Regions from separate parts of the Homo sapiens genome. Here all the other regions are linked to region 2. Evidence: chromatin contacts called from ENCODE Hi-C or POLR2A ChIA-PET data. All regions are on one chromosome and are shown on one strand. Each heading gives the region's core, a stretch centred on a gene start or an enhancer-like site at or near the end of the contact. The rest is flanking DNA. Distances are from core to core; before and after follow the strand shown. Region 1 overlaps LOC105372310 (a long non-coding RNA gene). Region 2 holds the start of ZNF14 (zinc finger protein 14). Region 3 holds the start of ZNF486 (zinc finger protein 486).

Region 1 (3,748 bases), core at 466-2,965, 510 kb after region 2:
TGAAAAATGCTAGGGAAAAATCAGTCCCCTGTGGGGTGTGGAAATAATTAAGTGGCAGGCAATTAGACTGAGGATGCTCTAGTCCTCGGATTCCTCCTTCTAAAATAAAAATCTAAACTCAAGTGCAGTTTTTGCTAAATTACTACATTCGGGAAACAAAATTCAGGCTTAAAAAACCATAAACTGCCAATTAAGCTCTGATTACATAACCAGGAAATTTCCACCTTAATTGTACAAAGAAACTACATAACTATACGTATTGAATTATTGAATATGGTTTTCTTCATCATGCACCTTATCAATGTTTCCTTCAAGCCCCTCCCATGGACCGCAAACTACAAACTATAGCTGGGTGCTCTTGAATGACTGATTAAATTATTTGATATTTTTGCGGTGACTCCCATAATTTATGTATTTATTTATTTTTTTAGACAAAGTCTTAGGCCGGGCGCGGTGGTTCACGCCTGTAATCCCAGCACTTTGGGAGGCCAAGGCGGGCGGATCACGAGGTCAGGAGATGGAGACCATCCTGGTTAACACAGTGAAACCCCGTCTCTACTAAAAATACAAAAAATTAGCCAGGCAAGGTGGCGGGCGCCTGTAGTCCCAGCTACTCGGGAAGCTGAGGCAGGAGAATGGCGTGAACCCCAGGGGGCGGAGCCTGCAGTGGGCCGAGATCGCGCCACTGTACTCCAGCCTGGGCGACAGCGAGACTCCGTCTCAAAAAAAAAAAAAAAAAAAAAAAGGACAAAGTCTTGCTCTGTCACCCAGGCTGGAATGCAGTGGTGTGATATCAGCTCACTGCAGCCTCCGCCTCCTGGGTTCAAGCGATTCTCTCTCCTCTGCCTCCCGAGTAGCTGGGACTAGAGACATTCGCCATCACACTCAGCTAATTTTTCTATTTTCTTTGTAGAGATGGGGTTTCCCCATTTTGCCCAGGCTGGTCTTCAACTCCTGACCTCAAGTGATCAGCCCTTCTCAGCCTCCCAAAGTGTTGGGATTACTGGCATTTCGTACCTGGCACCATACTTTTTTTTTTTCTTTGAGACGGAGTCTCCCTCTGTCGCCCAGGCTGGAGTGGTGGTGCAATCTCGGCTCAATGCAAGCTCCACCTCCCGGATTCCACACATTTTTAATAACAGAAAAGAGAAACTGTGAACCCCACGGACCAAAGCTCTTCCCATTCATGAACCCACATCCCGAGTCAGGATTCTCCCCTGACGACCCTCCCATGGTCCCTGCAAAATCTGGGAGAAACGCGGCGCTGCCGCTGCAGAGCTGCCTAGAAAGGGCTCCAGGCCATGGCACAGTCACTGCGAGAGGAAGAGACAGGAGGCCTGGCGGCCCGGCTGTCAGCGCAGTCGCCATCTTAAGGCTGAAGGGGGCTGAGGCCAACCTGGGCAAGGAGAACTTGGGGCGCACATTGTGGAGCTGACTGCGAAGAGGCCTGAGTCCCGCCACAGTCACTTCCCACCAGTTCCACCCTGCCCCTCTTCCTGTCTCGGGATGTCGGCCGGGCACTCTCACCATTTCTATGCTTCCAGGGTGTCCTGGGGTTTTAGCTGTGGATCTCCCAATACCTGCAGGTCACAGGGCCACAGAGGCTGGGCCTCCAGGAGAATAGGACACAGACCAGTGAAGACGAGACCTGAAACGCCGGCTGCAGCTAGAGACAAAGGCCGCGCCAAAAGCGGAAAGCCGTCCTCGTCGCTCCAGCTGCGTGCCTGATTGGACGGTTTCCAGCCCAGCGTCTCTGATTGGATAATGCTTTAGGTCCCGCCCCTCAGGCCCTGAGTGACAGAAGATGTGATCAGATGCTGGGCTAAGTGAAGAGAGACAGCCTAAGCTGCAGCCTTTACAGGCAGGGCTTCCTTCCTGAGCTGACCCAGGCCCCCCCCAGAGCATGAGAAAATTCTCTTTTGTACTCACTCTCCTTTTGAATGTATTCAAAAGGTGAACAGAAGTATTTTGCTGGCATATTAATAATACATAAAATTTTTGTTCAAGAGAAAATCAACGTTTACTTTGTTAGTAGTGTATTATCAATACTAAAGCTAATGTTTTTTTTTTTTTTTTTGAGACGGAGTCTCGCTTTGTCACCCAGGCTGGAGTGCAGTGGCGGGGTCTCGCTCACCCGATTTTCCTGCCTCAGCCTCCTGAGTAGCTGGGATTACAGCTACTATTGTTGAAAAACAATAGACAATCACAAAAACAAGCTGACCTTTTTGTGTTCCTTAAGCCCTGTCCTGAAGAGCCCTGTGACTGGGCTTTATGCCAAACAACTCGTTACTAAAGAGCTGTGGTCCCAGACTGCACCGAAGCTTCATGAGACCTCTCCTCGTCTGTGCACGGACGAGTGGCCAACTCTGGAGCCCAGGCTGTTGCTTCCCTGTCTGGTGGTGAATCCTCCACAGTCTGATGAGGGTGGTGTCTGACTCTGGAGCTCAGGCTGTTGCTTCTTGGTCTGGTGGTGAGTCCTTCATAGTCTGGTGAGTGCGGGTGTCCCACTCTGGAACCCATGCTGTTGCTTCCTGGCCTGGTGGAGAATCTTCCAGCCTGGAGAGTGCGGTGTCTGACTCTGGAGCCCAAGGCTGGAAACTTGGGGACGTCCCAAATCCCGGAATGGAAACTCCCCCAGTTCTCCCCCTTGGCGTGCCCTATCTGGTGAGTTTCGGGGGAACTCATGACCCAAGTCATAATAGGAATTTCAAGCCTCATAAAGACATCATGGTTGAAGCAGAGGTGTTTCGTTTCCAGCAAAGCCCAATAGCAAGCTAACAATTGCTCCTCGAAAGGGTTATAAGCTTTGCTGGCCTCTGGCAGTTTCTGGGTCCAAAACCAGAAATGTACCTCTTCCCATCTTGTTTCTGCCTAAGGCTCCAATTAGCATGTTGATCTAGGACAGTTACTTGCAGTTCTACGGGACCATCCCAAATGGGTCATAGATCCAGGGCCAGTTGCACTGCTTGTTTATCTTGTTCGGAAGCCATGATCTCTTTCTCTCCCCAAAGTCATAGCGTTTTCTGGTGGCTGCATGCAGAGGTTGTAACATGTTACCCAAGTGGGGAATATGATGTCTCCAGAATCCAAACAAGCCAATAAATTTCTGAGCCTCATTTTTAGTGGTAGGGGTTGCAAATTCTAGTATTTTAGGCTTAGCCTTTGGTAAAATGAATTATTTCCCTGCATTTCATAGGATGCAACCAGCCCCTATCTTGACACATTATCTTATAAGCAGTAAGGAAACACCATCCACTCTGGGAGATCCCCTCAGCGTCTCCTTTGCTGACTGGAATTCCCTGCAGCACTTCACGCACAAAGGTCTAAATTGCACTAATTTAGATTCCCAATTCTTACAAAGTCCGGTTCCCCTTGACCATTCAATTGCCAAGGGAGAGAACTGGGGGAGTTTCCATCCGGGGATATGGGAAGTCCTCGAGCCTCCCGCCCTGCCCTTGTTGCTAAAAAGTGGCACACTTTTGTTTTTGAATCCTGTTTGTGACACCAAAAGTGTTCTGTGCGGGAAACGCACGAGGGGGAGAAGGAAAGACACACACACAATACCTTTAAGGGTAAACAAGCTTCATTCCACGTAAATAGCAATGCAGATATAATAAGCAAATTATGTAATAAGCAAATCAATATAATAAGCAGATTGATATAACAAGTAGATTGATATAATAAGCAAATTGCAATGGGAAGAGGAGAAAGGAAAAAATATATATATATTTACACTCACCAGACTATG
Region 2 (4,022 bases), core at 912-3,411:
AATCAGGAAAATTATTTACAAAACACTGGCATAAAGCAGCTGTAGTTCAACTGGATACATCCAAACCATCAGGATGTGAAGATTCAAGGTCACGTATATTAAGCCTACTTGAATTAAGATGAGGAGACTCACAACTAGCTTTTGACCCAAGTACACAGACAGATAAAAGATATAATCTACAAATAACCACCTTAGAAAAACCATTATTTATTGATTATTTTATACAAAAATAATTAGTATTCCAATTCTGAAAAACTATATACTACACCTTTCAGGATAGGGTACCCAAACTAGATATGGTACCCAAACTGACATATCAGCATCAAAAGAATACCCACAATCAGCCAGGCGCGGTGGCTCATGCCTGTAATCCCAGCACTTTGGGAGGTTGAGGCAGGCAGACCACCTGAGGTCAGGAGTTCAAGACCAGCCTGGCCAACATGGTGAAACCCCATCTCTGCTAAAAAATAAAAGAATTAGCCGGGTGTGGTGGTGGGTGCCTGTAATCCCAGCTATGCAGGAGGCTGAAGCAGGAGAACTGCTTGAACCAGGGAGGCAGAGGTTGCAGTGAGCTGTGATCATGCCGTTGCACTCCAGCCTGGGCGACAGAGTGAGATTCCATCTCAAAAAAAAGAAAAAAAACAACAACAAAACTACCCACAATGACTCTAGACTTAGGAACCTTCCACTGGTTAATTGCTCAGAGAAAAACACACTGACCTATTACAACCACACGAGGAAAGAAAAAATCACAACATACACTTACAATCAGAATGTATCAAAGTGGTGTGTGTCATAAACATCACTCTCACAAACACCTCAAAGCTTACCACTTAGCCGGGCGCGGTGGCTCACGCCTGTAATCCCAGCACTTTGGGAGGCCAAGGCGGGCAGATCACAAGGTCAGGAGATCGAGACCATCCTGGCTAACACGGTGAAACCCCGTCTCTACTAAAAATACAAAAAAATTAGCTGGGCGTGGTGGCGGGCGCCTGTAGTCCCAGCTACTGGGAAGGCTGAGGCAGAATGGCTTGAACCTGGGAGGCGGAGCTTGCAGTGAGCTGGAGATCGCGCCACTGCACTCCATCCCGGGCGACAGAGCGAGACTCCGTCACACACAAAAAAAAATGCTTACCACTTATATACGGAACAAATGACATACAGAGATTTTGCATCATCATGGCACTCCAACATAGGCGAAATCTCTTGGGTAGAAACCACACAGATAAACACACACAAACAAGAAAATTTAAAAGAACCTGAACAAGCTCACAATTAATTCCATCCAGAAACCAAAGAAACTAAAAATCGCACACATTCACGCAAGGGAACAAAATTACCCAGAGCGAAGGGAAACTGGAATTAAGGGTGGCTAGAATTAATATTTGATCAAGGAGTCCAAAGGGAAGAAACACAAACTTTCTGATCAGTTAAGATAAGGAGTCCCCTTCCCCGCAGTTCGAAAAGAAAGCCCACATTCAGAAGGTCAAAAACACCCCCAGACTTGAGTGCTGGGAGCACTAGAGGGGGTCAGTCCCTGGTGATGAGGGCAGGGGCGTTTGAACAGCCACAGGAACCTGACCCCGGCAGCAAGGACCTAGCCAGGCTTCGGTTCTCACAAGTGAGGAAACGCACCCGTGGATTCATCGTAAGGTTTCCAACCAAGTGGTTTCTTAAACGCACAAACCCCACAGACCGAGATGGGATCTCCCCAGGACCCTCCCGCTGTCACCGAACAATCCGGGGAGACGCGGGGCTGCGGGCGCAGAGCTGCCCATAGAGGGCTCCAGGACCGGGGGCCGAGGTCGCCCCGCGGGGACGGGACAGGACGCTGGGGCTCCCGGCTGCGGGTCCAGCTCCCACAGAGAGGACCGAGGGCCGAACTGCGCCCGCGGTGGCCCCCGGGTCTGCAAACCCCGGAGTTGACTGCAAGGAGGTCCCCGGCCTCGGCCACAGACGGTTCCAACCAGAAACCTCCCCTCGGACACTGGCCCCGCACACTCACCATTTCCCAGCGTCCGGGAAGTCACGGTGTCCTCCCTACGGATCTGTCAGTACCTGCAGGTCACGGCGCGACAAAGGATGCGCTAGAGCCACCTTCGGCCTTCAGGAGCAGGTGAAACGCAATCTTCCCATGGGCCAGGAATGGCGACGTCCGCACTGCGCAGGCCCAGCGTGGCGCCGCTCACATCTTTTCAGCTGAGGTCCTGATTGGACAGATCCAATGGCCCCGCCTCTTTATCACTGAGTGACAGCGGAGCAGGAAGGGGCGTGGTTGAGCTGGCCTGGCTTCAGTCCGGCTTGTCCCCGCCAGGACGTTTGCGTTTAAACCGAATGTGTTCTTTGCCTCCCATCCATTTTAAGTGTTCTCTTCAGTACTGTTAAATACATTCACATTGTGAAGCCAATTTCCAGAATTGTTTTCATCTTGCAACACTGAAATCTGTCTCGTTGCACAACTCCCCGTGCACCTCCTTCCCTCAGGGTCTTTTGCAACCTCCATTCCATTGTCTGAGTTCGTGAATTTGACTGTGGGAATCTCATGTAAATGGCGTCATAAAGTATTTGTCCTTTCCTGACGTGCTTATTTCACTTAGCATAATGTCCTCGAGCTTCACCTTGTAGTATGTGTTAGGATTTATTTCTTCTTTTTTTTTTTTTTTTTGAGACGGAGTCTCGCTCTGTCGCCCAGGCTGGAGTGCAGTGGCGCATCTCGGCTCACTGCAAGCTCCGCCTCCCGGGTTCACGCCATTCTCCTGCCTCAGCCTCACGAGTAGCTGGGAATACAGGCGCCCGCCACCACGCCCGGCTAATTTTTTGTATTTTTTTAGTAGAGACGGGGTTTCACTGTGTTAGTCAGGATGGTCTCGATCTCCTGACCTCGTGATCTGCCGGCCTCGGCCTCCCAAAGCGTTGGGATTACAGGCGTGAGCCACCACGCCCGGCCTCTTCTTCTTTTTTTTTTTTTTAAGAGACAGGGTTTTGCTCTGTAGCCCAGGCTGAAGTGCAGTGGTGTGATCATTGCTCACTGCAGGCTTCAACTCCTGGATTCAAGCAAGCCTCCAACCTGAGCCTCCTAAGTATCTGGGACTACACGCACGCACTACCAGGCCTGGCTAATTGTTTTAATTTTAATTTTAATTTTTGGTAGAGATGTGTGTCTCCTTCTGTTGCCCAGGCTGGTCTCGAACTCCTAGGTTCAAGCAATCCTCCTGCCTCGACCTCTCAAAGTGCTGGGATTACAGGTGTGAGCCACTGCCACCGGCCAATTTACTTCTTTTTTTTTCCTTTGGAGATGGAGTCTCGCTCTCGTTGCCCAGGCTGGAGTGCAGTGGCGCTCAGCCACCGCAACCTCTGCCTCCCAGGTTCAAGTGATTCTCCTGACTCAGCTTCCTGAGTAGCCAGGATTACAGGCGCCCACCACTACTCCCGGCTGATTTTTGTATTGTAGTAGAGATAGAGTTTCACCATGTTGGCCAGGCTGGTCTCGAACGCCTGACCTCAGGTGATCTGCCCTCTTTGGCCTCCCAAAGTGCTGGGGGTGTGAGCCACCTCGCCTGTCCCCAATTTACTTCTTTTTAATGCTTTATTTAAACATTTTTTAAAGAGTTCCTAAATTAGTCAGTTCCTAAATCTACATACAATAGAATAGAATTGTATTCTATTGTATGTAGATATCAAATTTCTGGATTTTTCTGGATCTATTTATCTTTCTTTCTTTTTTTTTTTTTGAGACAGTCTTGCTCTGTTGCTCAGACTGGAGTGCAATGGCGTGATCTCGGCTCACTGCACTCCACCTCCTGGGCTCAAGCAATCCTTGTGCCTCAGCCTCCTGAGTAGCTGGGGTTACAGGCATGTGCCACTATGCCCAGCTAATTTTTGTAATTTTAGCAGAGATGGGGTTTCGCCATGTTGCCCAGGCTGGTCTCAAACTCCTGGGGTCAAGAGATCTGCCCACCTTGGCCTCCCAAAGTGCTGGGATTACCGCATGAGCCACCTCGCCCGGCCTTATTTATCCTTTC
Region 3 (4,171 bases), core at 1,390-3,889, 430 kb after region 2:
GCCAAACCCAAACCCAGTAGAAAAAAAGAAATAACAAAGATCAGAGCAGAACCCTAGGGGGAGGGGTGGCTGCAGTCTCTGTGGACCAGCAGACTTAGCCTTTCCTCCTGCTAGTTTTGAAGAATTTGAGCAGCCCAGATGAGTGGATTTTCCCCCAGTGAAACACCCCCCTCCACCAAAGGACAGTCAAAGTGCTTCATTAAATGAGTTCTGCTTCCTGTGCCACCCAACTGGATGAGACCCTTCAACAGGGATTGTCAGACACCCTATAGAGGAGCAATTCTACTGGCATCAGGTTTGTGCCTCTTGAGGTCAGAGATCCCAGAGGAAGGAGCGGGCACTCTTCTTTGCTGTTCTCCAACTTCCTTGAGTGACATCTCCAGGCACGGCGGTGAACCAGATGAATAGGTCCTGAAGTTAGCCCCTAGCAAACTGCAGCAGCGCTACAGAAGATGGACCTGACCATTGAAAGAAAAACAAACAGAAAGCAACAATGCATCAACAAGAAAAAAATGTACCCACAAAAACCTCATCCAAAGCCACACATGGTGGCTCACACCTGTAACCCAATACTTTGGGAGGCCGAGGCAGTGGGCAGAGCACTTGAGGTCACGAGTTCGAGACTAGCCTGGCCAACATGGTGAAACCTTGTCTCTACTAAAAAATACAAAAAAAAATAGCCAGGCGTGGTGGTGCATGCCTGTAGTCCCAGCTACTAGGTAGTCTGAGACATGAGAATCACTTGAACCTGGGAGGCAGAATTTGCAGTGAGCTGCGATTGTGCCACTGCACTCCAGCCTGAGTGACAGAGAGAGAGACTGTTAAAAAAAAAAAATCCAAGTGTCAGAAGCCTCAAAGATCGAAACTAGACAAACTCATGAAGATGAGAAAGAATCAACAAAAAACAGCTGAAAGGCCAGAGTGCCTCTTCTCTTCCAAATGATCAAAATGTCTCTTCAGCAAGGTGCAGAACTGGACAGAAGATGAGATGCATGAATTGATAGAAGTAGGCTTCAGAAGATGGTTAATAACAAACTCTGCTGAGCTAAAGAAACATGTTCAAACCCAATTTGAAGAAGCTAAGAACCTCGATAAAAGGTTAGAGGAACTGTTAACTAGAATAACCAGTTTGGAGAGGAACATAAGAGGATGAGATGCATGAATTCACAGAAGTAGGCTTCAGAAGACGGTTAATAACAAACTCTGCTGAGCTAAAGAAACATGTTTGAACCCAATTTGAAGAAGCTAAGAACCTTGATAAAAGGTTAGAGGAACTGCTAACTAGAATAACCAGTTTGGAGAGGAACATAAGAGGATGAGATGCATGAATTCACAGAAGTAGGCCTCAGAAGATGGTTAATAACAAACTCTGCTGAGCTAAAGAAACATGTTCGAACCCAATTTGAAGAAGCTAAGAACCTTGATAAAAGGTTAGAGGAACTGCTAACTAGAATAAACAGTTTGGAGAGGAACATAAATGACCTGATGGAGCTGAAATGTTTGGCATGAGGCCCAGTCACTAGGGCCCTTTGCGACTGGGCTCAAGGAACACAAAAACGTTATCTTGTTTTTCAATAACTAACATATAGGAATAGATTGAAACAGAGATTTCTCTGAAATGACACTACATGAATGCCTCAATGAATGCCTCAAGGGGGTCACACAACCGGTTCTGAGACTTGGTGACCATTGTTTGTGTCTGTGTTCAATTTATTTCAAAATTAATATTTAACTTTTCCTCCACAAATTCCCCTGTCTTGATGAATGGGCTCTGTCTAGGCAAAAGGCCTGTCTTTATGAATCAGCTCTGTCTAGACAAAAGGCAAGGTAAAACCCTTGGGCTGTTACACAACCTCCGCCTCCTGGGTTCAAGCGATTCTCTTGCCTCAGCCTCCGGAGTAGCTGGGACTACAAGTGCACACCAGCACACCCAGATAATTTTTTGTATTTTTAGTAGAAATGGGGTTTCACCATGTTGGCCAGGCTGGTCTTGAACTCCTGACTCAAGTTATCCGCCCACCTTGGCCTCCCAAAGTGCTGGAATTAGAGGCGTGAGCCACTGCGCCTGGTTCTAAATGATTTCTATTTCCTGTAACAATTTGAAATTACTTAAAGGTTGTTTCAAATTGAAAAAAAGAATGTAGATAAAATATAAAAAGTTAAAAAAATTACAAGTGATTATGAAATATATGTGTAAATCTCGAGAGGTCAAAAGTGACAAATCTGATTTATATATAAGGTTTTATTAAAATTAGCTTTAGTATTGATAATACACTATTACCAAAGTAAAAGTTGATTTTCTAACAAAAATTTTATGTATTATTAATATGACAGCAAAATACTTCTGTTCACCTTTTGAATACATGCAAAAAGAGAGAGAGTAAAAAAGAGATAGAATTTTCCCTTGCTCTAGGGTGGGCCTGGCTCAGCTCAGGGAGGAAGCCCTGCCTGAAAAGGCTGCAGCTTAGGCTGTTACTCTTTCATCACTCAGCCCAGCATCTGATCACATCCTCTGTCACTCAGGGACTGAGTGGGCGGGGCCTTAAGCATTATCCAATCAGAGACGCTGGGCTGGAAACCGTCCAATCAGGCAGGCAGCTGGAGCAAAGAGGACGGCTTCCGGGTTTGGCGCGGCCTTTGTCTCTCGCTGCATCTGGAGCTCTAGGTCGCCTCTTCGCTACTCTGTGTCCTCTGCTCCTAGAGGCCCACCCTCTGTGGCCCTGTGTCCTGTAGGTATTGGGAGATCCACAGCCAAGATGCCGGGACCCCTTAGAAGCCTAGAAATGGTGAGAGTGCCCATTGGACATCCTGAGAGAGGGGAGGGACTGGTTGATGGGAAGTGGCTGTGGAGGGACTCAGGCCTCCCCGTAGTCAGCTCCACAATCTGCGTCCGGACTTCTCCTTACCCAGCTCGGCCTCAGTCCCCTTCAGCCATAAGATGGTGGCTGCGCTGACAGCCGGTCCCGGGGCGTCCTGTCTCTTCCCTGCGCAGTGACCGTGCCCTGGCCTGGCGCCCTCTCTGTGCAGCAGCTCTCCACCCGCAGCTTCGGGTCTCTCCCAGATGGTGCGGGAACCACGAGAAGGTCATCAGGGGAGAATCTTGACTCGGGGTGCGGGTTCACGATTCGGAAGAGCTTTGGTCCGTGGGGTTCACAGTTTCTCTTTTCTTTTGTTAAAAATTTATGGGGCCGGGCGCGGTGGTTGACGTCTGTAATCCCAGCATTTTGGGAGGCGAAGGCTGGCGGATCACTTGAGGTAAAGGGTTGCTAGGACAACTAAATTCCTCTTCAAAGACTCAACTTCCTGATCAGAAGTTGTAAAAGTTGTAAAACAACCCTACCCCTTTTTCTCCCTTTTCCTTTTCTCGCAAATCGCTCGTTTATCCTATTTGGAAAAAGTTTGGGTCTAAGCCAACCGGGATCAGCTTAGATTGTGCGGTCTGACCCCAGCCAATAGGGGAAGGACACAAAAACAAAAACTACGTTGGGGTTAAAAACCCATTCCTGGTCGGGCGCGGTGGCTCACGCCTGTAATCCCAGCATTTTGAGAGACCTAGGCGGGAGGATCTTGTGGTCAGGAGTTCTAGACCATCCTGGCCAACACCGTGAACCCCGTCTCTACTAAAAATACAAAAATTAGCCAGGTGTGGTGGCAGGCACCTGTAATCCCAGCTACTTGGGAGGCTGAGGCACGAGAATTGGTTGAACCCAGGAGGCGGAGGTTGCAGTGAGCTGAGACCGCGCCATCGTACTTAAGTGTGCGTGACAGAGCAAGACTCCTTCACACACACAAAAGAAGGGCCAGGCGCAGTGGCTCACGCCTGTAATCCCAGCACTTTGGGAGGCCAAGGCAGGCGGATCACCTGAGTTCGGGAGTTCGAGACCGGCCTGACTAACATGGAGAAACCCTGTCTCTATTAAAAATACAAAATTAGCTGGGCTTGGTGGCGCATGCCTGTAATCCCAGCTACTCGGGAGGCTGAGGCAGGAGAGTTGCTTGAACCCGGGAGGAGGAGGTTGCGGTGAGCCGAGATCGTGCCATTGCACTCCAGCCTGGGCAACAACAGCGAAACTCCGTCTCAAAAAAAAAAAAAAGTAAGAATCTTAAAATTTTCTTCCTTTATGTAAACACTGTTTGAGTAATTTCACTGGATTTTTCAAACACTTAGTTT

What was found. A loop is a pair of places that touch in the nucleus more often than their neighbours do. ChIA-PET counts read pairs that join two places held with the same protein, here RNA polymerase II (POLR2A). Pooled maps may share reads with other maps.
Region 1: a loop to region 2 is called in a map with no recorded cell type, with 21 times the contacts of the local background. The contact joins the enhancer-like site here to the promoter of ZNF14 in region 2. A Hi-C loop is called at or near these places in 2 of 37 single-sample maps with no recorded cell type and 6 of 50 pooled maps. POLR2A ChIA-PET finds 5 or more read pairs at or near these places in 1 of 52 experiments (activated naive CD8-positive, alpha-beta T cell).
Region 3: a map of B cell shows a loop between it and region 2 (35-fold over the local background). The contact joins the promoter of ZNF486 here to the promoter of ZNF14 in region 2. A Hi-C loop is called at or near these places in 4 of 168 maps with a recorded cell type or tissue (B cell, adrenal gland, ascending aorta and 1 more) and 12 of 50 pooled maps. POLR2A ChIA-PET finds 5 or more read pairs at or near these places in 4 of 52 experiments (Panc1, activated T-cell and activated naive CD4-positive, alpha-beta T cell).

What each region holds. Positions count from the first base shown.
Region 1 is chr19:20,236,761-20,240,508 of GRCh38, forward strand. It overlaps LOC105372310 (a long non-coding RNA gene), which reads right to left. Exons shown (of 7, transcript XR_007067164.1): 2 at 3,740-3,748; 3 at 2,222-3,030; 4 at 1,528-1,790. Among named protein-coding and RNA genes, the nearest start is that of ZNF486, 71 kb to the left of the region's middle. RefSeq lists enhancers at 925-1,435, 1,947-2,465. Within about 2 kb of position 1,716, at least 17 of the 41 ENCODE cell types and tissues checked have a DNase peak (open chromatin) inside an H3K27ac peak, as active enhancers do.
Region 2 is chr19:19,730,951-19,734,972 of GRCh38, forward strand. It overlaps ZNF14 (zinc finger protein 14), which reads right to left and starts at 2,162. Exons shown (of 4, transcript NM_021030.3): 1 at 2,006-2,162. The coding sequence starts at 2,008. RefSeq lists a silencer at 1,668-1,817.
Region 3 is chr19:20,164,575-20,168,745 of GRCh38, forward strand. It overlaps ZNF486 (zinc finger protein 486), which reads left to right and starts at 2,640. Exons shown (of 4, transcript NM_052852.4): 1 at 2,640-2,786. The coding sequence starts at 2,757. All of the region lies in intron 5 of LOC105372310 (a long non-coding RNA gene), which reads right to left. RefSeq lists an enhancer at 3,222-4,163.